Linked DNA regions of Homo sapiens: region 1 is linked to region 2. The links are chromatin loops, found by intact Hi-C in ENCODE. Cell type or tissue: OCI-LY7. All regions are shown on one strand. Links, peaks and the distances in the headings refer to the core of each region. The heading gives the core; the rest is flanking DNA.

Evidence for each region. Peaks named below come from ENCODE experiments on the same cell type or tissue, not always from the same donor. Only the 100,000 strongest peaks of a DNase experiment are listed, where the experiment ranks them.
Region 1: a loop joins it to region 2, with 2.6 times the contacts of the local background. A loop is called at or near these places in 10 of 110 quality-filtered maps.

The regions. Positions count from the first base shown.
Region 1 is chr11:121,411,818-121,424,033 of GRCh38, reverse strand. No RefSeq gene overlaps it. Among named protein-coding and RNA genes, the nearest start is that of SORL1, 34 kb to the left of the region's middle. In OCI-LY7, for the core only: CTCF peaks have their summits at 2,550 and 2,749; DNase peaks (open chromatin) are centred at 2,773, 3,442, 5,233 and 6,623; H3K4me3 peaks cover 965 bases; H3K27ac peaks cover 5,000 bases.
Region 2 is chr11:121,361,262-121,373,477 of GRCh38, reverse strand. It overlaps the pseudogene BMPR1AP2. Among named protein-coding and RNA genes, the nearest start is that of SC5D, 75 kb to the right of the region's middle. RefSeq lists enhancers at 80-857, 1,355-1,414, 5,783-5,882, 5,923-6,022. In OCI-LY7, for the core only: a CTCF peak has its summit at 6,324; DNase peaks (open chromatin) are centred at 3,847, 5,356, 5,857 and 6,217; H3K4me3 peaks cover 4,291 bases; H3K27ac peaks cover 6,003 bases.

The DNA of each region.
Region 1 (12,216 bases), core at 2,083-10,082, 51 kb before region 2:
GAGTAAAGAATTAAGAGACAGTGTGTGTGAATGTGTAGGAGGTGGTTTGCTGTTGTATATATGGTGGTTAGTCAAAGCCTCTCTGATAAGGTGACATTTGATTGGAAAGCTGAAGGAGGTGAGGAAGTAAACCACCTGCATATCTGGGGGCATCCTAGGCAAAGGAACTATGAGTGCAAAGGCCCTGCTTGTTTTGTTCCTGGAGCAGCAGGGAGGCCTGTGTGGGTAGAGTGGAGTGATGGAGGGGTGCACAGTGGGAGGTGAGGCCAGAGAGGTAGTGGGGGCCAGGTCTTATAGGGCCTTAGAAGGTCATTATAAGAAATTTGGATTTGACTGTGGGTGAGATGGGGAGCCACTGGAATGTTTCTACCTTTATTGAGGACCCACTAACGAGTCCCATTTGCATTCCTTGTTCCTATTAAATGAAGAGAGTTTCAACCTTGGCTAGTTTGCAGTGAAGCATAAGAAATAGATCAATATCTCACACTATTAGGATGTCTACTGTCAAGAAAAATAGAAAATAAGTGTTGGTGAGGATGTGGAAAAATTGGAACCTTTGTGCAATCTTGATGGGAATGTAAAATGGTGCAGCAGTTATGGAAAACGATATGGAGGTTCTTCAAAAAATTAAAAAATAAGATTACCATATAATCCAGCAATCCCACCTCCGAGTATATATTCCAAAAGAATTGAAAGCATAGCCTTGAAGAGAGATTAGTACACCCATGTTCATAGTAGCATTATTCAAAATAGCTAATAGGTGGAAGCCACTCAGCTGTCCATGGATGGAAGAATGGATGAACAAAATGTGCTATATACAAACGGAGAAATATTATTCAGCCTTGAAAAGAAAGGAAATCTGGTCAGGCATGGTGGCTCATGCCTGTAATCCCAACACTTTGGAAGGTCGAGGCAGGCAGATTGCTTGAAGCCAAGAGTTCGAGACCAGCCTGGGCAACATAGTGAGTCCCTGTCTCTATAAAATTTTAAAAAATTAGTCAGGCATGGTGGCACGTGCTTGTAGCCATAGCTACTCAGGAAGCTGAGGCAGGAGCATTGCTTGAGCACAAGATTTGGAAACTGAAGTGACCTATGATCATGCCACTGCACCCAGCCTGAGCAACCGAGCAAGACCCTGTCTCTAAAAAAAGAAAGGAAATCCTGTCACATGCTGCAACATGAATGAATCTTGACGACATTATGCTAAGTGAAATAAGCCAGTCACAGAAAGAACAAATACTATATGATTTCACTTATATGAGGTATCAAATGTAACTAAGTCCATAGAGACAGAAAGTAGTATGGTGGTTGCCAGAGGCTGGAGGCAGAAGGAATAGAGTTGTTGTTTAACGGGTATAGTTTCAGTTTTGCAAGATGAAAACATTTTGGAGACTGCACAATGTGAATATACTTAACACTGCTGAACTCTACACTTAAAAGGGGTTAAGATGGTAAACTTTATATTATGTATATTTTAGCACCGTTAAAAAAACTTATTATTGGAAAATAATGACTTCTTAAATCAAGATTAATAGCATGTAACCCACACACTACTTTGTTTGAAAAAAAAAAAGATCAAGAATAATGACATAAGTGTATGTACATATTAATAAAAACTGCCTAAGCCAAAAAATATCAAGTATCTCTTACGTAAGCCATTTCACCCCTAAGCAGCTTGAGATATAATATCTGCAGGTGGCAAATTCTGCTATCAGGGACACAATTTAGGAAAAATGGGAAAGCATCCATCATTCTTTCAAAGTTTCTCAACTACCAAAAATCTTATCCATTCCATTCAACCAAACAGCATGTATTGACCCTTGACTACATTTATAGCAATATGCTAGGTACCATGGACATATACAGACAGATAAGACACCCACCAAAACTTCTCTCTCCCCTTTCCCTCTCTCTGAGTCAAAAATCTCTTCCTTCCCTTTGATCTTTGCCTAATTTTCTCTTTGCCACGCCTAAGATATGGTTTCTTTGCTCATACAGTCTTGGTCCATGTTTCTCTGAGCCTCTGAGACCTGGAAAATTGATATTGGCTGGTTGTTGGTAGAACTATTTGCTCTTCTTGAGTGTCATTTTTCCTTGCTACCATCCTTAGTAGGCTGCAGGCTAACCCTTCATTTCCTTTTAGGTGCTGCTTCAATTCCTCTTGCCTCTGATAATTCTCAAAGAAGACCTACAATATATTCAGGCCACTGCCCAATTTTAGAGACATTTCCACCCTAGTTGTCATGGTCAATGTCTGAGCTTTAATGCTTCCTCCTGAGCCGTGGTTCATCCAGCTAAGTCATGCTTAATGATAATTAGAAAAGAGGTGACCGACAGGGGGATTTGAGTCCATGGCTTAGTCATCAGGGAGAGATATTTTTTACTGCTAACTCATATGACAAATCTGTGAAGCACTGTTGGCTACCGTAATTTATTTTATTGAAGTAAGAGGTTGTGTTTTTTCTAACTTTTCAGTTGAGCTTACTGACCTGTATAAAGTCAGCAAAATCAGGTAATTTTGTGTACGCATCTTTGTAGAATCTACACTAAATACTGGCAATTGAGATGAAGTGGATACAGTTGGTGTTCTTTAAATATTTACATCCCAAAGCTGATACAATCACAAAACAGTTCACCACAATGCCATGAAATATTGTATGCTCATGGATTATAATGACTGATTAATTCACAATTGCTTCCCAGGTAAGTTTTAGAAACTAAGCACCAAGGCTCCCCTCTTTGCAGACCTACTGGCCTACCCTGGAATTGCCAGGTGCTCAGCCACTGATCACAATAACAGTGAGAACATTCAGTAGCACCTTCCTAAGTCTTTGGCTTAGTTTTCCAACTGTTGTACTCTGGACTCCCCTCTTTAGTGACTGGTAACTTGGCGTTTTAATTCAATATTAGGCTTCAGATGGCTATAATGTGTTAAGTAACTCTTTTTCACAATGCACATTTATTGAGTTCTCTCTTAATATTCATCAGACATTCCTTAAGAGGCCTCTCAATGGCATGGAAAGGCAATCTGGTTTTGCAGCACATATCTGCACACATCTGTCCATTCCTCAGGAGAACTATAACCACAGCCTGAGTCCCTCCATTTTTCCATATTGCCTTTGGGAGCAAATTTTAAAAACTTAATCCTGCATTTGATAGGTCACTAGCATTTATCTGAGTAACAAGGCCAGTTTCCTGCTGTGCTAAACCTTTCAAAATCATACAAAGCTTCACCTGTATGTTCCTAATCCCACTTCCACATCCTGGCATGGAGTTTGATGTCATAGCCACATTGCATGGGTTTATCCTGCAGAGTGCAAGAGGAAAATCATTCTGGATTTTAGAGAAGAAAATCCAAGACAAGAAACAGAGGTAGCAAGAGAGAGATGTCACTGGTGCACCACTAAAGAAAAACCTCAAGCTGCCAACGTCAGCTCTACAGAGAAATGGGGACTGAAACCAAAGAGAGGGATTTCAGACCTGTGTCAGCTGAAATCTAAAATGCAGTCATTCATTTAGACAATAGCTAGGAAGTTATTTTTATGTATCAGTGACTTTGAAAATGCAATATCAATCATGGTGTTATTTCTCTTGGACCTGGGGCGAAAGGACTCAAGTGGAAGGTTCCCATTACCACAGCGGTATTTCAGGGAGTGAGGAATTTGGGAGGGAGGAAAAACAGTATGTCCCTCATCTGGGGATTTTCTCTCCTCATAACTGATCTTTTAAAATCCTTTATGTAGGGATTTTGCAAACTGACTATGAAAAGGAAAGCCCCACTATCTCTTACTGTGCCATCAACTCACACTGTAAAAGGAGCAAAAAGTGTTTTAAAAGCCAATTTGACCAGAGCTGACTTATTTTACTTTGTTTATCGACAGATGTCAATATCTTTATATTTCTTATCTCCCCAGTGGACTGTAAGCTTCGGGAAAGGCAATAGCTCTGGAATAGTTACTGCGCTACTGGAGTAGTGCCCATCAGACTGTGTGTAAATGAGACTTGGCTGTCAGTCACCCTGGGAGGCGATGCACATTCATTCTCAGGATGCTGCTATTGCTCAACTGATTTTTAGAACTCTGAGAGGGAAGAATTTTCTAACCCTTTCCATTTGCCTTTAGAATTGGTTCATATGTCACCCCAAAATCAATTTTTTATACTTTATAATCATCATATTCCTTTTTTTTTTTGAGATAGAGTCTTGCTTTATTGCCCAGGCTGGAGTGCAGTGGCGCGATGTGGGCTCACTGCAACCTCCGCCTCCTGGGTTCAAGCGATTCACCTGCCTCATTCTCCCAAGTAGCTGGGATTACAGGCATGAGCCACCATGCCTGGCTAATTTTTGTATTTTTAGTAGAGACTGGGTTTCACTATGTTGGCCAAGTTGATCTCAAACTCCTGACCTCAAGTGATCTGCCCGCCTTGGCCTCCCAAAATGCTGGAATTACACGAGTGAGCCATGTCTAGCCACATTTCATTTTTCAAAAAAGCTTTATTGAGGTATAATTTACATATAATAAAATGCACTCACTTTAAGTGTACGATTAGATGATTTTTAGTAAAGTCACAAGTATGCAACCCTCACCACAATCCAATTTTAGAACACCTCCATCGCCTATTCCCATCCCTAGCCCCGGGCAACCACTAGTCTACTTTCTGTCTGCATAGATTTGCCTTTTCTGGATACCTCGTATAAATGGAATCCTATCATATATGATCTTTTGCGACTGGCTTATTTTGCTTAGCATAATGTTTTCAAGGTTCATCCATGTTGTAGTGATGCAGATGCACCCCAAAACTGGAGCTTAGCTTGGTGGGTTCTTGGTTTCACTCAGAAAAGAATTCAAGAATCAGCTGACAGTGAAAGAAAGCAAGTTTATTAGAGCAACAGTGTACATCACAATGGCTGCTCCATAGAGCAGGGCTAACCCATAGGCAGAGCAGGGCTAACCCGTAGGCAGAGCAGGGCTAACCCGTAGACAGAGTGGCCCAGAGCAGCAGTGTACAGCAAGGTGGCCACTCCATAGGCAGAGCAGTGCTGTCCCATAAACAGAGCAGCCTAGAGCAGCAGCAGCAGCTGCAGTCCCAAGCAGGAGCAACAGCTGCCACAGCTGTCACAGATTGCTGGCCAGCTATATTTTTGCCTACTCTTAACTAAGTGCTAATTATGGGATTATTCAGAATTTTCTCGAAAAGGGGCGGGGAAGTTCCTGGAACCATGTAAGGCAACTTCCCACTCGTTACCATGGCATTTGTAAACTGTCTTGGCACTAGTGGGAGTGTCTTTATGCTAAGGAGCAGTGAGGGCAACTAGAGGTTGCTTTCGTCACCATCTGCTGGTTTCCGCCAGTTCCTCTGCTACATCCTGTTTTGATCAGAAGGGTCTGATTGGAAAACAAGTCCATCTACCTCAGTAGCATGTATGAGTACCTCATTTCTTTTTAGGGCTGAATAATATTCCATTGTATGGATATTATCACATTTTGCATAGGCATGGACATTGGAGTTGTTTCCAGTTCAGGGTTATTATGAATAAAACTACTCTGAATATTCACATATGTTTTTGTGTGGACTTATTTTTTTAAAATCAGAAAATATATTCCTCAATTTTATCTTGCCTCTACTCTCAGTGGCTTCGCAACATTGAACATATTCAAAAGAATGAACCATAGGCTCTGAGGTGATGCCCAAAGAAAAGATGTTCTAAAAATACTTTCTACGCAGATAACACCATTGGATTAAGAATATTATCTCCTGAAGGCCGGGTGTGGTGGCTCACGCCTGTAATCCCAGCACTTTGGGAAGCCGAGGTGGGAGAATCACAAGGTCAGGAGTTCGAGACAAGCTTGACCAACAGGGTGAAATTCCGTCTCTACTAAAAATACGAAAATTAACCAGGCGTGGTGGTGTGTGCCTGTAATCCCAGCTAGGAGAATCACTTGAACCCGGGAGGAGGGGTTGCAGTGAGCTGAAATTGCACCACTGCACTCCAGCCTGGGCAATAGAGTAAGACTCCATCTCAGAAAAAAAAAAAAAAAAAAGAGTATTATCTCCTGAAATAATTGTTCTAAAGATGACAATACTCATTTGATATATAAACATAGGTGTATTGTTTGTAAATAGTTAATCTCATGTGTACAACTTAATTACAGCACGCTTGTGAATCTGCAACAGTTTAGCACAGTATTTTGCAGATAGAAGCTGCTTGATAAATATTTGCTGACTGAGTTTTTAAATGCCCATAGTGGTTCCTCTTGGAAAGTAAAATATCAAAAGTTTCAATGTTTAACAGCCTTTTCCCATTTTGTATAAACAAAGCCAAAGCCCTCCGAGAGAACATGACAAGCTATCCAAAGAGCTCCAAGTCACAATTATCTATCAGACAGCCTTATTGATCTTCCTTCAACTTGAGAGGCCTCAGGCAAAGCAATTGCTCTGTAGGCTTGGAGGGGCAGGAAGCATTTGTGTGGGGCCTGTGGGAGCATTGGTTTCACCACTGAATTATGCCTCCATGAGAAACAGCCAGAGGAGCCCAGCTCTTCTCGGCAAGGGCCCTGCCCCTTGCTGGCACGTTTTCTTAGAAGTTGACTGGCCCGGATCCAACATTGGCTAACTTCCTCTCGGTTGCTCCCTTGCACACTGTTCCAAGCCTGTGTGGTCAGATTTGGGCTGTTAACTCAACAGACTCCAACCACAAGGAAACTAGAACCACCCGGTGTCCCCTCTTGCTGACATTCTAGCCACCTTGTTGGCTCTGGGCAGCTGTGAATGCATCTGGGCCTGTGGTCTGTGGGCTCTGAGGCAGCACTCAATGAAATCCCATCTTTAATTGGACAAATGAAGTGTCCTCCTCTGGGTTTCCCCAGTGCTCAAGAAAACAGTGTATGAGAAATGTAGCCAGCGTGTCCACCCACAGCATGAGCTCTTGTGTGCCTCTTCCTTAGAATGGCCGCCCAGGCAGTAGGACCACAGCCCCCAGCACAGGAGAACCCTTCATCCAGGTGTTCAATGCCTCAATAGTTTTCCACTGTCATGTAATCATAAGTTGATTCTGTTTTAATTTTCAAAGCACTTTTTCAAATAGATATCAAGTCACTATTAGCACAGATTTTATAACATTTTAAAATGTATTTAAATAATTATAATTATTTCCCATCACAAAATATTAAATTGCATTCTTACTAGATATCAATTAAAAAATCAATGCACTCAACATTTTCTTGTTTCTTCATTACTTGTTTATCTCCCTTAAAAAAAACTATCAGGCCAGGCGTGGTGGCTCATCCCTGTAATCCCAGAACTTTGGGAGGCCAAGGCGGGTGGATCACCTGAGGTCAGGAGTTCGAGACCAGCCTGGCCGATATGGTGAAACCCTGTCTCTACTAAAAATACAAAAATTAGCCAGGTGTAGTGGCACACGCCTGTAATTCCAGCTACTTGGGAGGCATGAGAATTGCTTGAACCCAGGAGGCGGAGGTTGCAGTGAGCCAAGATCATGCCTTGGCACTCCATCCTGGGCAACAGACCAAGACTCCATCTCAAAAAAGAAAAAAAAAGTATATATATTACTCATTAGCCAATTAAAATTTTTTTCTAGCATTGCTGCTGTCTTAACAACTCTATTCTTAGAATATTAGAGTGCTCTCTACACCTTCCTTTTTTTTTTTTTTTTTTAAATAATAATCCCTAGAAGGCCAGGCACAGTGGCTCATGCCTATAATCCCAGCACTTTGGGAAGCTGAAGTGGGAGGATTGCTTGAGGCAAGGAGTTTGAGACCAGCTTGGGCAACATAGCAAGACCCCATCTAAAGAAATAAATGTGCAATAACTGAATAAAATATTTAGTGTTTGTCTTTGACTTTGTGGCTCACTCTCTGCAGGGCACCTTTATGTTTGTTTGCCTATGTCCACACCTTCACCTCTCTCCTGGTGATACTCTGCTCCCTCCTCTGTCCGTGTGATCTGGGTGATTCTTTCCTCTTCTTACCCAACTATGACTTCCCCACCCAGGAATTGGCAGTGACCCAATTTGACTAATCAGAGCCCTTTTCCAGCTGGAACTGAAGGGGGAGAGGGCTTTTTGCTCTGGGATGAAAATATTCTGTTATTTGTTTAAGAAAGTCCCAAATGGGTTTTATCACTTGCAACAGAAAGCCTTGACTTACATACTTACCTTTCCCTACAATCCTGGTCACAGTCTTTCCAGTCCTGGAACTTTATTACTGACTATTTTTTTTGAGTCAGGGTCTTTCTCTGTTGCCCAGGCTGGAGTGCAGTGGTGCGATCTCAGTTCACTGCAGCCTTGACCTCCCGGGCTCAAGCTATCCTCTTGCCTCAGACTCCTGAGTAGCTAGGACCACAGGTGTGTGCCATCACATCCAGCTAATTTTTTTAAAATTACGAAATTTTTAAGGTGGTACTCACTTATTCTCCCCATATTTCCCAGGCTAGTCTCAAACTCCTGGGCTCAAGCAATCCTCCTGCCTCAGCCTCTCAAAGTGCTGGGATTATAATTACTGATTTTTTTACTTAGCACATTTTTAAACTGTCATGATACTTTTGCTTTGTTTTCTTTTCATTTTATAACCTAATGATTTTTAGTGGCTCTGAGGATCACCACAGATGAGAGATAAGAATAGGAAGGTGTTTAGAAACTCCATCACTGTGGGACATTGTAGAGAACTGGGTGTTCAACTAGGAAAAAGAACAAAACAGCCTAGAGGAAGGGGTGGTAGATATAAAGCTAGTTGCAATTATCCGAAAAGCTTTTAGGTGGAGAGAGTTATTGTTTGTCATCCTGTAGGGCCATTGATTGCTGTAGTTGGAATTTATGGAGAGGCTGACTTCTGTTCTTTATAAAGAGAATATACTTTCTAATAACCAAGGTGTCCCAAAAATGAAACAGGCCTCCACTCAAAAATTAAGAATCCCAGGACTTAGATGTTATCTTTTTAAGGACTCCTGGGCTAGGAATGTAACCTCAAAGATCCTTTTAGTTCTTCAAAGTCTGCGATGTTGAGATGGAGATGAAGGTGAAAATGTTGCTGGTGAGAGAGCTCAGGAATTCTGCCTACGGTTCGAACCAGCCTCTGTCTTATATAGAAACAGGTCCAGATCCCATATCCTGCCATGATCATTAATTTCTCTGACCTCATTCTCTTTCAGTGTTGCCTGTTATAATTTTTATTTGGTATAATAGCAATGTAAGATACCTGGAAAAGGATACCTAAATAATTTAAGTGGTAGCTGGAGGAACTTGCATCTCTGGATCTTGGTATTCTTATGTGTAAAATGGGGAACTTGGACTATCTCAGAAGTCTCCAGGCTTTCCTAGTAGAAATTGAGAAGTAATCCGCAAAGATGGACGGGTGAGAAGATGCAACCTCCAGTGTTCCACATGCAATGCTTTCCAGCTGCCTCCAGACATTGGAATTGTCTTACTGCAGGAGAGGTACATGGAGGGAAGGAAGGCTGAACATGAGGAGATGTACACAGAACTGATTATATAATTTGCAGGGCCCCTTGTTCAAAATAATAAGAATTTCAAGACTGCAATAGTAGAACATTGAACCAAGCATGGGTCCTTGTAAGTGTGGGGCCCCAGGCAACTGCACTAGTTGTTCCTTTATGAAGCCATCCTGAATATGTTACAGGCCAAGAGGCTGTGGCTCCCCATGTAATGAAAATTAACATAAGGCCAAGCAGGTTTCCTGGACAAGGATTCTATTTTGGGGCTTGTGCTAGAGCACAAGAGAGACAGCCAAAGGGAGATAGCAGAGGCAAAAGGATTCTCCAGCTGGCTCTCTGAAAAAAAGCTGTTAGGGATTATTATTATTATTATTATTATTATTATTATTATTATTATTATTATTATTATTATTTTGCCTTGAGATGGAGTCTCACTCTGTCACCCAGGCTGGAGTGCAGTGGAACGATCTCGGCTCACTGCAACCTCTGCCTCCCAGGTTCAAGCAATTCTCCTGCCTCACCCTCTTGAATAGCTGGGACTACAGGAGTGTGCCACCATCCATGGCTAATTTTTGTGTTTTCAGTAGAGGTGGGTTCACCATATTGGCCAGGCTGGTCTCAAACTCCTGACCTCCTGATCTGCCCACCTCGGCCTCCCAAAGTGCTGGAATTACAGGCGTGAGGTCAGGAGTTTGAGACCAGCCTAGCCAACATGGTGAAACCCCATCTCTACTAAAAATACAAAAATTAGCCGGGCATGGTGGTGCACACCTGTAGTCCCAGCTACTTGGGAGGCTGAGGCAGGAGGATCACTTGAACGTGGGAAGTGGAGGTTGCAGTGAGCTGGGATCATGCCACTGCACTGAGATCGTGCCACTGCACTCCAGCCTGGGTGACAGAGCAAGACCCTGTCTCAAAAAAACAATAAAAATAAAAATGAAAAAGTTAAAGAAAAAAAAGGAAGGTGGGATAACTTTGCTTGCTGAATCTTCTGGCTTCCTTCTTTCTCCCATGCTGGATGCCACCTTCCGCTCCTCCTGCCCTTGGACATCAGACTCCAGGTTCTTCAGCCTTTGGACTCTGGGACTTGCGCCCGTGGCTTTCCGGGGTCTCTTGGCCTTTGGCCACAGACTGAAGGCTGCATTGTTGGCTTCCTGGTTTTTGAGGCTTTCAGACTCAGACTGAGCCACTACCAGCTTCTCTCTTCCCCAGCTCACAAACGACCTATCATGGGTTTTCATGATTGTAATTGTGTGAGCCAATTCTCCCTAATAAACTCTGCCTTATATATATACACATGTATCCTATTGGTTCTGCCCCTGTGGAGAACACTGACTAGTACGGTGGAATGCAAGAAAGAATGCCGTAGTAGGGGTGAGCTGAAGCCAAGCTCCATCCCTACCCTGTCTCATGACAACACCCTGTATCAACTGGACCAGTTTAAAACAACTCATTTGAGGCTCCTTGTCTAGATGATTTCAAAACTCTCTTTTGGCTATAATAGAAGATACTTCAATCAATAAATCAATTAAAAGCTTTGCTGATCATCTATATATTAAAAAAAGTTGTGATTCTATGAGTAAGTAATAGAAAAAAACACATAAATGCAGAATTACTAAATATCTCTGAATCCTCCAGAACTGGGGGGGATTCTGGGATGATTGTGGCTTTGACTCATTATCACAATCTGTTTCAAAGAGGCCTGCCAAATAAGGAGATTTGCCTGCACTTTTTTTTTCTTTTTTGAGATAGGGTCTCACTCTGTCACCTAGGCTGGAGTACAGTGGTGAGATCTCGGCTCACTGCAAACTCTGCCTCCCAGTTTCAAGTGATTCTCCTGCCTCAGACTCCCAAGTAGCTGGGATTACAGGTGCACACCACCACGCCTGGCTAATTTTTGTAGTTTTACTAAAGAGAGGGTTTCACCCTGTTGGTCAGACTGGTCTCAAACTCCTGACTTCAAGTGATCCACCTGCCTCAGCCTCCCAAAATGCTGGGATTACAGGCGTGGGCCACCACGCCAAGCTGCCTGCACTTTTTAAACAGACATTTTATCCCCATTATCCCCATTTGTCTTTATTCAGAATCACACACATCCATTTACCCTTTCCTCTGGGATTGGGGTCAATGAACCACACTTCTCTTATTCATTTCGCAACTATTTACCACACTGGAAATATGTTAAGTGCCCCACAGTGTGCTAAGTTCTGTAAGGTACTGGGAGCCAGGCCCCAGCCAGAGATGACTGGTTAGGGAAGGGGAAGAGTTGGCTAAAGGCAGGGAATATCATGAGCCAAGGCGTTAAGGTCAAAATCTTAAACTGGGAAATGGCAAGGAATCCAGTGTGGCTAGAGTATAAGGTGTATATGAGGGAAAATGTAGGAGGTGAATATGGCAAGGGAGTTTGGAGCCAATAGTGGAGGCTTGTGAATGCCATAATAGTTAGTCCTTGAGCCTATGAATAAAAAGGAGTTTTTGAGCAGAGAAGTGCCAAGTTCAGAGCTGCCCTTATAGGGAGTTAATTTGTCAGTCACATCCAGCACTAAAAAGTGGTAGCTATTATTATTATCATATAATTATGTAATCATTAGGACATTTATTTAGAAAAAGTAACCAAGAACAATGTACAGCAATGCCATTTCCCTACAGCGTCCTCCATGTGGAGCATTATCAACTCTTCTTGTCTGTCTCTCCATTTAGTGAGGCCTTTCTTAATTTCTCAGTGTGGAGGTCTTGCTCATCATTCAT
Region 2 (12,216 bases), core at 2,052-10,051:
CCCCCTCAGAAGAACACACTTCGAGCCTAATCTCAGCTGGCAGGTGCATATACGGAGCTGACCCCTCCCGCACCTTGAGCCCCGACACACTGTGCCACACAGCCATGACACAGGTGGATCGAATTGGTTCAGGGAGTAACAGCCCTGAAAAGCTAGGTCTGCAAGCAGAACACCCTGGGTCTGACACTTCCTGACTTGGTAAATCTGAAAAAGAAAGTAAATTATGGGGAACAAGACCTCTAGGTTGGCTAAAACCCAGCAGCTGTGCAACATAAAGCTCCACCTTTAGAAACTCCAGCCGGGTACCTGCAAAATACTTATGGCGAGTTGTCATGCAAATGTTTAACCAAGTGGACCCTTATAACCAAAGCAGACTCCAAGTTACCATGGCCTAGATGGGGATCTTTTGAGATGCACAAATTAGCATACCTGTGAACTAGGATGGAAAACACAGGCACAAAAACAACCAGGATGGGAGAGCTACTTTCAGTGGTACCTGGAGAGTAGCAAAGGCGGGGAAGATCACCTCACCTCCTCACAGGAGGCCAACAAACAACTCAGAAGTGCTAACCAAAGACTCTCTAATGTTTTATCTCTTTTAAAGGAATCCTCTAAATCCCTTCCTTTCCTCTTGGAGATCCCCCACCTCCCCCTCTACCCTGACCTCTCTGAACTTCCTGAACCAGATCTGTTCCCTCCTTCTCCTGCATGTTCCAGTCCACCATCCCCCCACTTCCTTGTCTGCCACTCACTCAACAGAAGGTAGTAGGGGGTCTAACTCCCAAGACCCTACTTACTATGGGTTCCCTAGTAACCCTGGTGGCAGCCTCTCATCTGGAAGATGTGGAGAAGGAGGACACTGTAGGGTTCCTGCAGTTTTTGTGCTTCATTTATCATCTTTTTTTTAAGAAAAAAAAAAAAAAAACAAGATTCAGTAAAGAATTCCTTTCACAGCACACAGCCTGAAGATAGGGTTCCAGGTATATGCTGCAGCCTGGAGACTTTGTCTACTGGAAAAGACATTTAATGAAGGACTCCCTTCAACCCCAGTGGAATGGCCATACCAGGTACTATTGGCCAATCCATGTAGCACAAAATTAGAGGGTATAGACTCATGGATTCACATCTCTCATCTTAAAAAAGGCACAACCTCCTGAGTGGACAGTGACTCCCGCCAAGGATCTTTGCCTTCGACTCACTAAACATTGAACTTTGACTCAGGACTAGAAGCAGATGACAGCTGTTGTGGACTGCTTAAACCCAAGACACAGGGCCAGGCCTGTATACAAAAGAACACCTGTGCTTATTTTATAATAGCTATTATGACTATTGTCCTAGAGATACTGGCAACTGCTGTCTTACACAGAACAAGGCACTTGCCTTGTCTGACTTAATGTCCTTTTAGTAGCTAAAATCAATTTCACAACCTTGCTTTTATTTCTCCTATGTCACTACGCCTTCTTGCCACTGCCACCCACTGTCACCCATGAAACAAACCTGTTTCTGCAATGGGCTCAGGATTATGCATACAGATTACAAAAGGAGGCCTGCTGGATATGCGGACTCATGCCTCTTTCCAGGGGCTCCAGCCTGCCATGGCGGATATCTGTCTTCCAATGGCAGAACTGGATAAAATATCAAAAATGTATTACATCACAGAAACAGTCTGGTATCCTTAGTGCTGGCATAACAAAAGACAATATAAGTAACTGACCCATTAAAAACACTATTAAGAGCAAGAGACAGGGGAAATGTTTTTTAATGGAAAGGATCAGCTCACTAACTCTCACTTTAGCATCTCCCCAGCTAAAAGAGAAGGTGACAACTATGCCCCAAACAATGGCTCATTTTCAAAATGGGATAATGAAAATTTGGGATGGGACTCTGTGGCTCACCCCTTCATTAGGTCAGCTTAGCCGAAATGCTCCTTTATGTTGGGAACAAGGAAAACACACCAACGACCAATGGCCAAACAGTAGAAGAGATATGGGGTGGATACCTGGAGAACATTGTGACCACATTATTATATGACAAGACACAGACTGGCATGCCACCAATTGGGTACGGCAACCAGGTATTTATTGGCTACCTCCAAATGGGACATAAGGGTTATGTGGCACTAACATGGCTGTGGTTACCTCCAGGATGTTATGATGAAGTTCACTAGGTGGTTATACTTGCACACAAGGATGAATAATTCAGACCCTACCAAAACCAGCAAATCTTTTTCATTTACAATCCTGCTGGACACATTCGGTATTCCAATGGTATGATCACTTAGCTTCAATCTTTGTACCACAAATAGGTATTGAAGATGTTATATGGTATATAGAGGCCTAATACGGTTTGACTGTGTGTCCCAACCCAAATCTCATGTTGAATTGTAATCTCCACGTGTTGGAGGAGGGGCCACGTGGGAGGTGAATGAATCATGGGGGAGGTTTTCCCCTTTGCTATTCTCGTGATAGTGAATGAGCTCTCATGAGATCTGGTTGTTTCGAAAATGGATAGTGCCCTACTCTTCTTTGTTGTCTCTCTCCTGATACCATGTGAAGAAGGTGCTTGCTTCCCCTTCGCACTTCTGCCATGATTGTAAGTTTCCTAAGGCTTCCCCAGCCATGCTTCCTGTACAGCCTGCAGAACTGTGAGTCAATTAAACCTCTTTTCTTCATAAATGACCCAGTCTCAGGTAGTTCTTTATAGGAGTTTGAGAATGGACTAATACAAGGCCCTAACAAGTTACACCCAAAAGGCCCTAAATGACAGCTGCATGAGTATCTCTTTGCTAAAAAAAAAATGAGGTCTTATGACGAAAGTTCCTTATGAGTTCCTTATGAGGAAAGCTGTGCGGCCAAATTGTATGGCCTTAGACATACTCACTGCAGCCCAAGGTGGGACCTGCACCATTATAAAAACCGAATGTTGTGTTTATATTCCAGACAAATCAAATAACATAACCCGACTTATGACCGATATAAAAACCCAGATAACTAACCTGTCAGATCCAAAACCCTCACTTATTGATTGATAGGTTGGCTGGTTTGGGTCCTGGGGAACTTGGTGACAGAAGCTATTGCCTGTAATGAGAATAATTTGGGTTTTGTCCTGTTTTTGCTTACAATGGTGTTATGGTATGTGCGTGCAAATAAGTCAACATGCAACCAAAAGAGCTAGAGTAATGATTGCTCAAAGAATTGCTCTAATTAAGGAGGCAGTAGTATAGCCTGAACCAGCTTCCAGGTTTGCTACCCCTTCGTTGCTATATATCTGGCCTAGGTCCCTATATTTTTCTTTCCATTTCCATCTTTCCTCCCCCTATTTTTATCCTCATGGGACACGACTTCCCAGGAATGAGTCTTCCTAGCAATGCGGGACATGACTTCCTAGGAAGGAGCCTTCCTAGCAACATAGGACCTGAATTTGTAGGAGTAAACCATCCTAGTGATGAGGAACCAGCTCAAAAAATAAAGAAAAAGGGAAAAGCAACCTGAGATCAGAGACACATTTTCCTTCTAAAAATGCTTTCTCCAAAAGATTTTAAAGAAAAGCTGGGGGTGGAGGATGTGAAAGGAAAAGAAATCTTGTGACCTCAAACTCACTAAGCCAAAGGGAAAAATCAAGCTGAGAACTGGGCCATGAAAACCTGCCTCCCATTTTGGTTCCCAAATAAGATGACTACAAGATGAAAAGCTACACACCTCCTTCATACTTTGCCCACAGGGAAATTCCTTGTGGCCTCCAAGATCTTCACCCCAAAGCATTTCTGTTAAAATTCACCAGGACAATGCAAATCGATGGCTTATCTTCACAGGTGCAGGGCCACATAGGACGGAACTCAAAGTCATCCTTTCTGCCCACCTGACACAAAGGCAGATCTGATCGTTTCCTCTGCCTTATTATCTATGTTATTTTATGTAAAAATGCAGATTCACTGAGCAAGACAAAGGCATGAATGACTATTTTCCCCCACCCCCCTCCTACATGAAAATTGTGTATTTCTCAATATCCTGCCCTTTCTCCTTTAAATTTGAAGCCCTCAGAATTATCTTCAGAGAAAAGGCATAGACCTGTCTCCAGAGTGTGAGTCCTTAACTTTGGCAAATAAACTTCCCAAAATGATTGACGCTTGTCTCGTCATTTGCCTCGATTGATAATTACCCACTGAGATAAATGCCTGTGATGCCTTAAGGTGCTCAGAACACAGAGTAAGTCTAGGATCTTAATGTCAGCATTGTGGTTTAGGGGAAAATAAAAGGTTGCTGTTCATACAGAGTGGTCTCTCATATATGCCTCGGGATTAAACTGCAATTCACAGAAAACCCTAACAATCTTGCTTTCTGAACGCTTTTTGAAAATATGCAGTGAATTGCCAAGACCAGGATGTTCTTCATCAAGGACTTCCGAGGAGATAAGATTTAATTTGCTTTTTTGTTGGTCTTCTTGGGGCGGGTGAACTCCAGGGAGTGATGTGTGTTTTCTGTAAAGTCAGCAAGCTATTGTTGAACAGAATTTCTGCAGATATTGTCAGTGGGAACATAATTTGGGTCAATGAATCATAAATTCTATTTTGGTAATTTGCCGAAGACAACATTGAAAACAGAGCTAGCCCAACGGGGAAAACTGGAAAGAGACACACAGCTCAATAGCATGGCAATAGGGCAGAGGGGGAAAGAAGTGAGACATTCTGCCTAACAGACTGCAGACTTCTCTTCAAATGATTAGCCACCAAGCAGGTTGGATTTTTTTTTTCCTTCCAAGTCCTGGGAACGACGGCAAAGCAGTTAACACAGACTGCACAGTCACAAACCAACAGAAACATGACACTTGAGGTAAGTCCCCTAAGATTCTCAGATAACTACCTCTGTTCAGTTCATCAACCCACAAACAATCCAAACTTGTCTCTTGGAAAAAATTCCCAGACCTTCAATGCAACAGCCTTGTGCTGCTCACATTGTTCTAGTTTCTGTAGGTTACAGAAAACAGTCAGCTCACACACTGGCTTCATCTTTCCTTCCTTTTGGTTCAGGAAATTCAGGTGCAGCTATTGGTGGTGGGAGGTGGATGGAGGAGCAGTGAAAATGAATGCAAATGAGGATGATTTTTTCATTAGATGTGGCTTTTCCTTAATACAATTTTATTCAACTTTATAAATGAAGAAACTGGAGATGAACAACAGTAACAAATAACCCCAAGTCTCCATTATTCATTCCAGGAATTAAATCTAGGACCTTCAACTCAGATGCCCTTTTGTTTAGCTCCTCAGGATACTGGAGGGAGAGAAAAATTTTACCTGAGCGTTTACTCAAAACCAAGGTCAGACAATGCTGTATTTACCTCTATCACCATCCTCTGCTCAGTCCTCAAGAGCTTTGTGCAAGTGAGAACAGCTGTCCTTTGTTTTAAACAAGGACAAGCAAGACAACTGAAGTTTAATTGCAACAGGATGCATTTGGATTAAGTGTGGGAAAAAAAAAATTGTTGGATTCCAAGTATTGTGAGACCAAGGAATGAATTACAGGGGAGAGTGACAACATTTTTTTTTTCTAAAGATTTTGGGGACAGCTCTGTTTCTGGAATGTCCGAAGATAGTCCATCCAATAGGACCAATTACCAGAATCCAGCCCCCAGAGCCTACCATTTCTATACTCATTCTTCTGGCTAATAAAGGGGGTTCTGCTTCACGCCCTCAGTACAGGTCTTTCAGCCATGACGACCAAGGCAGACCATTCTGGTTTCAGCTGGAGTGTTTCTGTTCTCATGAGACACCAGTCCACAGGGGTTCTCTGTCTCACATGTGGAAGGGAAAGTGAAAGTAGCTTCTTTTAAAATGAACAGTTACCTCCTTCTCATTGGCAAAAGGCCACTTAAATTTCCCAAGGGGGACAGAAAACCATCTTGCAAAGTTTAGAAGATATTCGTAGCAGCTGACCCGCAGCAATGTCCTAAAGCTGGGCTTTCAGAATCACTGGGTACTTGGCTCCATTCCAGTCTAATTAAGTCTCAAGGCTTGGGTAGTAGGACCCAGGCATTGATATTTTCGAAAAAGCTTCTCAGTTAACTTGAAAATGCTTCCAGGGTTGAGAAGCACCATTCTGAGTACAGTTGATATGCACCATCCTCTTTCAGAGCTTTTTAGGAGTTCAAATTTGGCTAGACCAAGGGAAGGACAGTACAAAGTGTCTACTTATATGAACTGTTCCAGTTGACTGCCATTTGATTGATGTGTTGGAGGATTAGGGCCCCAGCCATCCTATTAAGAAAGCAAGTGGACCACTGCCTGGCTGTGAGCCTGGAGGAAGCCACTTCAACGGCTTTGTTTCAAGAGCCAGGGAAGACAGAACCCGAGAGCTGTGTCTTGAAGGCTTCCTGCAGGGAGTGGGAGCTATGATTTTATTGCTAGAGAAAGAGTCTCCAAGCTGTTGATGGATTACAAGCTGCTGATCCGTCTCCAGCCCTCAGAGGGCAGAATGTGGAGAATTCCAAAACACAACATAACAGTTGCCTCTGGTACAAAGAAGACGCAGTAATTTGTGGAGGCCGCGTGGCTAAGAATGTAAAGGCAACCAAGCACTGGGGTTAAGAATTAGGAATCTGGATTTGAACCACCCTAGGTTCACATCCTACCACTTACTAGCTATGTGCCTTTAGGTATATTAATTAATTTGGGCTTCACTCTCTTATCTGTAAAATGAGGATAATAATAGTAATTACCTCATTTAATTGCGATGATTCAGTAAAATAATGGACGCTAACACTTATTTAAATATATAATGCATTCAGTAAGACTTGCCTGTATGTGTTTTGTTGGGGCAGAAGCTGCAATGGAGTCTGTGCTGATGAGGGTAGGAGTGGAGAAGGTGTTTCCTCGTCACCAGGGCAGCGGCATTGGAGATCTAGGACGAGCTAGGAGGGAAAGGTGTTCTCCACGACGCCAGGCTTGTACTGACAGGATTCTCTCAAAGTTGAGGTACCCAGTTGCTGGGTACAACCCCAGCACTTGGTAGGGAAGGAGAGCAGCTCTCATCCCAGGCTGTGCAGCCTGCGTCCGCTTAACCTTTAAAGCAAGTGAAGTTGTCACCTGGGTCTTTGTCCTCCTCATCATCCCTAGAGATTCTGAGTAAGAAAGTCTGGGGTGGACCCAAGGAATCTGTATTTTCTTAAGAGTTCTCAGGATGATTTAGCAGCATGGGCAGGGTTGAGAAGCATGGTGCAGTCTGCTCAGTGCAATTAAAAGGGTCATGAACACTCCTCTGCCCGACCTTGTTGGCGCACTGTATATTATTTTACTGCCAGAGATCATCAGCCCTGCAATTCCACTAAACGGGCATTTGTTTCAATTAACAAGTGGTCTCTTTAAAATGCACTTGATGTGAAACCCTACAGTTCTAGCACTTAAGATCAAATTCAGCAAGTGTTCAGAATTCTGAAGAGAGAGAAGGGCAGGAGGTGATTTGGGGACAGGGGGTGATGTGGGTACAGCAGACCTGGTCAGGGACTGAGAAGAGGGAGCTTTTGGCAACATGAAAGAAGAGGCCTTATGGCAGATAAGCAGAGGAAGTACACCAAGAAGTGGAAGAGGGACCCAGAATGAAAGGATTGACAATTCCAAAGACAAGGAAGGTGTTTTTAAAACCAGCTAGATACTGCCTTTCAACTGCCGTTTACAGAGCTCCTACTGGATGGCAGGCATTGGGCCAAGCATTTTTAACGCCAATTTGATCTTCACAACTGTTCAGCGGCCAAGTTATTGCTATTTCTACCTTACTAATGAGGAAGCTGAAGTTCAGCTACCTCATCCAATGGAGCAGACAGGTGACATTACATCCCTGTGTCTTACGGAGTGGAGGTGAGATTGGGTGTGAGGGGCAAGAGCCAGCATCTTTGGAGAAAAGCTCTGGCTGGCGACCAGGCCTCCTGTCATCTTCAGTCCTTTGTTTTCCCAGACCCGTCCCACTGCAAGCATGTTCAGCCCATCCTGTTCCTAAGGATGGAGGGTGAGAACTAACCCCAACTGAGCTACCATCTGCTCAGCCCTGTGTTCAGAGATTGTCAGGGCAGGGAGTGAGCTAGATCTTGTCTTCTCAACTCCCAACCAGCAGAAATAGCAAACATCTTTGGAGATTCCCTTTATTTGGCTTCTGGTTCTCACTGCTAAGCATCGCTATTAAATCTCAGGACCCTTTCCTGTGCAGGCATGTCTGCCTCAGACGCTATCTATCTCAGTATATCAATTCCTAACAACCAGGTGTGGTTGGCACCTAAGTTGAGACCTGTGAACTGTTCCTACCTAGTCTACATCCTTGGACTAGTTGCCCCTGATACCGATGTCTTGTCTTGAACCTCCACAGACATGGCTGGGCTCCTGATGCCACATCTTGTTCCCTTTAGCTGAGCCCTGCCGCCGAAGTTGGTCTGTATCCTCTATACTGCTGCTGTTCCAATGGACTCATCACTTATAGACTTAAATATCATTGCTCTTTCAGCTTAAATTTAGTGTTTCCTGGAACTTCTTTCTTCAGTCCCCTACCTACTAGATTTAATCTCTTGGGATACCAGTGTGGCCCGAGTCAACCCCAGGTGTGATGGTTAACACTGAATGTCAACTTGATTGAAGGGTGCAAAGTATTGATTTGGGGTGTGTCTGTGAGGGTGGTGCCAAAGGAGATTAACATTTGAGTCAGTGGGCTGGGAAAGGCAGACCCACCTTTAATCTGGGTGGGCACAATCTAATCAGCTGCCAGCACAGCCAGAATAAAAGCAGGTAGAAGAACGTGAAAAGACTGACTAGCTTAGCCTCCCAGCCTACATCTTTCTCCTATGCTGGATGCTTCCTGCCCTTGAACATCAGACTCCAAGTTCTTCAGCTTTGGGACTCGAACTGGCTTCCTTGCTTTTCAGCTTGCTCTTTAGCTCAGCCTATTATGGGACCTTCTGATCATGTGAGTTAATACTCCTTAATAAACTCCCCTTCATATATATCTGTATATATATATTTCCTATTAGTTCTGTCCCTCTAGAGAACCTTAATTCTTTTTAGTTCCTCCTTCATTTATTCACTCATATTGACTGAGCCTTTCTTATGCCTATGGCACTCAACATGCAGTCAGCTAGAGTCTGGGAATATATGCTGAATAAAACAATCCCACATCCATGGAACTTTGAGTATAAATGCCTAGAGCAGACAGCAGAGGTACCTAATTTCAAGGATCATGGACGTTCTCAGAGGAAGTGCATTTAAGCTGAGACTTAACGAAAAGTTTAGCCAGACAAAGATGGAGAGAAAGAAGATTCAGGGCATAAAGAGAAGTACATGTGATGACTGACCTCAACATGAGGGGTGACCTACTGGGAATTAGGAGAGGTTTAATAGGGCTAGGGTATTGAGCATGCATGGTATGTTACTTTTCTTGATGCTTGCATCATGTTGGTATATCTAGCTGTCTCTCTTTCCTCACTAGCCTATGAGCCCTGTAAAGGCTACGTCTGTCTTTTTATCTTTATATTCTCAGAGGCCAGCCCAGGAGCAGACACACAGCAAATGTTCAATAAATGCTTGCTGCACTGAACTATGTGGAACCAGTAGCCCCCACCTTGGCCTTGTCTGGTGCCTCGTCCATTATTCTTACTTTAAAGATGACAAGGCTGAGGCAGTCAGGTTCCAAACTTCATGCTCTTACCCACCATGTTATGCTGCCTTCCTAGTGAACAAGGATTATTGTAGCAGAATGGAAAGAAAGTAGTCTTGAAACGGAAATATCCTGGCCTTGACACTTATTAATTGAGTGGTCTTGAGCAGGTTACTCAACTTCTCTGAGCCTTGGTTTCCTTACCTGTAAAAGAGGTATAATTCCTAACACACTGTAATGAGTAAATAAGGAAAAGCAGACGCTTTCATACCTCTGACTTTTTCGTAGACCATGAAAATTTGTCCCTAAATATGTGTTTCTGCTTATTTCTTCTGGCCTTACCCAGGCTCTATCAGCCTGAAGGCCCCTGGAAACCTAGGCCAGGACCCTCAAAGGCCACAGGTCTGAAAGCTCTTGAAAGTTTCTGGAGGACCAGTGAGGTCTCAGAACTGATGCTATTCCAAAGCTCCTGCACTCTTCTGAGTCCTCCAAGAAGCAGAGGCCAAGATGGAATTAAACATGCAAGGAATTTATTAATTAAGAGAAGTGGGCAGAGATTGGAATCCGCCTTCCGGGCTTGGCGAAGAAGGGAGGAGGCAGGAGCGAGGAGGGAGGAGGGCCAAGGGCGGGCAGGAAGGCTTAGGCTCGGCGCGTCCGTCCGCGCGCGGCGAAGATCGCACGGCCCGATCGAGGCGCGACCGGGTCGGGGCCGCTGCACGCCAAGGGCGAAGGCCGATCCGGGCCCCGCTTCGCCCCGGCGGCTCGCCGCGCCCACCCGCTCCGCGCCGAGGGCTGGAGGATGCGTTCCCTGGGGTCCGGACTTATGAAAATATGCATCAGTTTAATACTGTCTTGGAATTCACGAGATGGAAGCATAGATCAAAGCTGTTTGGAGAAAATCGGAAGTACAGTTTTATCTAGCCACATCTTGGAGACATTATTGCAAGAGCATCTCAAGCAGACGTCGTTACAATCGTGATTTGGAACGGATGAAGCATTTATTCCAGTTGGAGAATCACTAAAAGACCTTATTGACCAGTCACAAAGTTCTGGTAGTGGGTCTGGACTACCTTTATTGGTTCAGCGAACTATTGCCAAACAGATTCAGATGGTCCGGCAAGTTGGTAAAGGCCGATATGGAGAAGTATGGATGGGCAAATGGCGTGGCGAAAAAGTGGCGGTGAAAGTATTCTTTACCACTGAAGAAGCCAGCTGGTTTCGAGAAACAGAAATCTACCAAACTGTGCTAATGCGCCATGAAAACATACTTGGTTTCATAGCAGCAGACATTAAAGGTACAGGTTCCTGGACTCAGCTCTATTTGATTACTGATTACCATGAAAATGGATCTCTCTATGACTTCCTGAAATGTGCTACACTGGACACCAGAGCCCTGCTTAAATCGGCTTATTCAGCTGCCTGTGGTCTGTGCCACCTGCACACAGAAATTTATGGCACCCAAGGAAAGCCCGCAATTGCTCATCGAGACCTAAAGAGCAAAAACATCCTCATCAAGAAAAATGGGAGTTGCTGCATTGCTGACCTGGGCCTTGCTGTTAAATTCAACAGTGACACAAATGAAGTTGATGTGCCCTTGAATACCAGGGTGGGCACCAAACGCTATATGGCTCCAGAAGTGCTGGACGAAAGCCTGAACAAAAACCACTTCCAGCCCTACATCATGGCTGACATCTACAGCTTCGGCCTAATCATTTGGGAGATGGCTCGTCGTTGTATCACAGGAGGGATTGTGGAAGAGTACCAATTGCCATATTACAACATGGTACCGAGTGATCCGTCATACGAAGATATGCGTGAGGTTGTGTGTGTCAAACGTTTGCGGCCAATTGTGTCTAATCGGTGGAACAGTGATGAATGTCTACGAGCAGTTTTGAAGCTAATGTCAGAATGCTGGGCCCACAATCCAGCCTCCAGACTCACAGCGTTGAGAATTAAGAAGATGCTTGCCAAGATGGTTGAATCCCAAGATGTAAAAATCTGATGGTTAAACCATCGGAGGAGAAACTCTAGACTGCAAGAACTGTTTTTACCCATGGCATGGGTGGAATTAGAGTGGAATAAGGATGTTAACTTGGTTCTCAGACTCTCTCTTCACTACGTGTTCACAGGCTGCTAATATTAAACCTTTCAGTACTCTTATTAGGATACAAGCTGGGAACTTCTAAACACTTCATTCTTTATATATGGACAGCTTTATTTTAAATGTGGTTTTTGATGCCTTTTTTTAAATGGGTTTTTATGAACTGCATCAAGACTTCAATCCTGATTAGTGTCTCCAGTCAAGCTCTGGGTACTGAATTGCCTGTTCATAAAACGGTGCTTTCTGTGAAAGCCTTAAGAAGATAAATGAGTGCAGCAGAGATGGAGAAATAGACTTTGCCTTTTACCTGAGACATTCAGTTCCTTTGTATTCTACCTTTGTAAAACAGCCTATAGATGATGATGTGTTTGGGATACTGCCTAGTTTATGATAGTTTGTCCTGTCTCCTTAGTGATGTGTGTGTGTCTCCATGCACATGCACGCCAGGATTCCTCTGCTGCCATTTGAATTAGAAGAAAATAATTTATA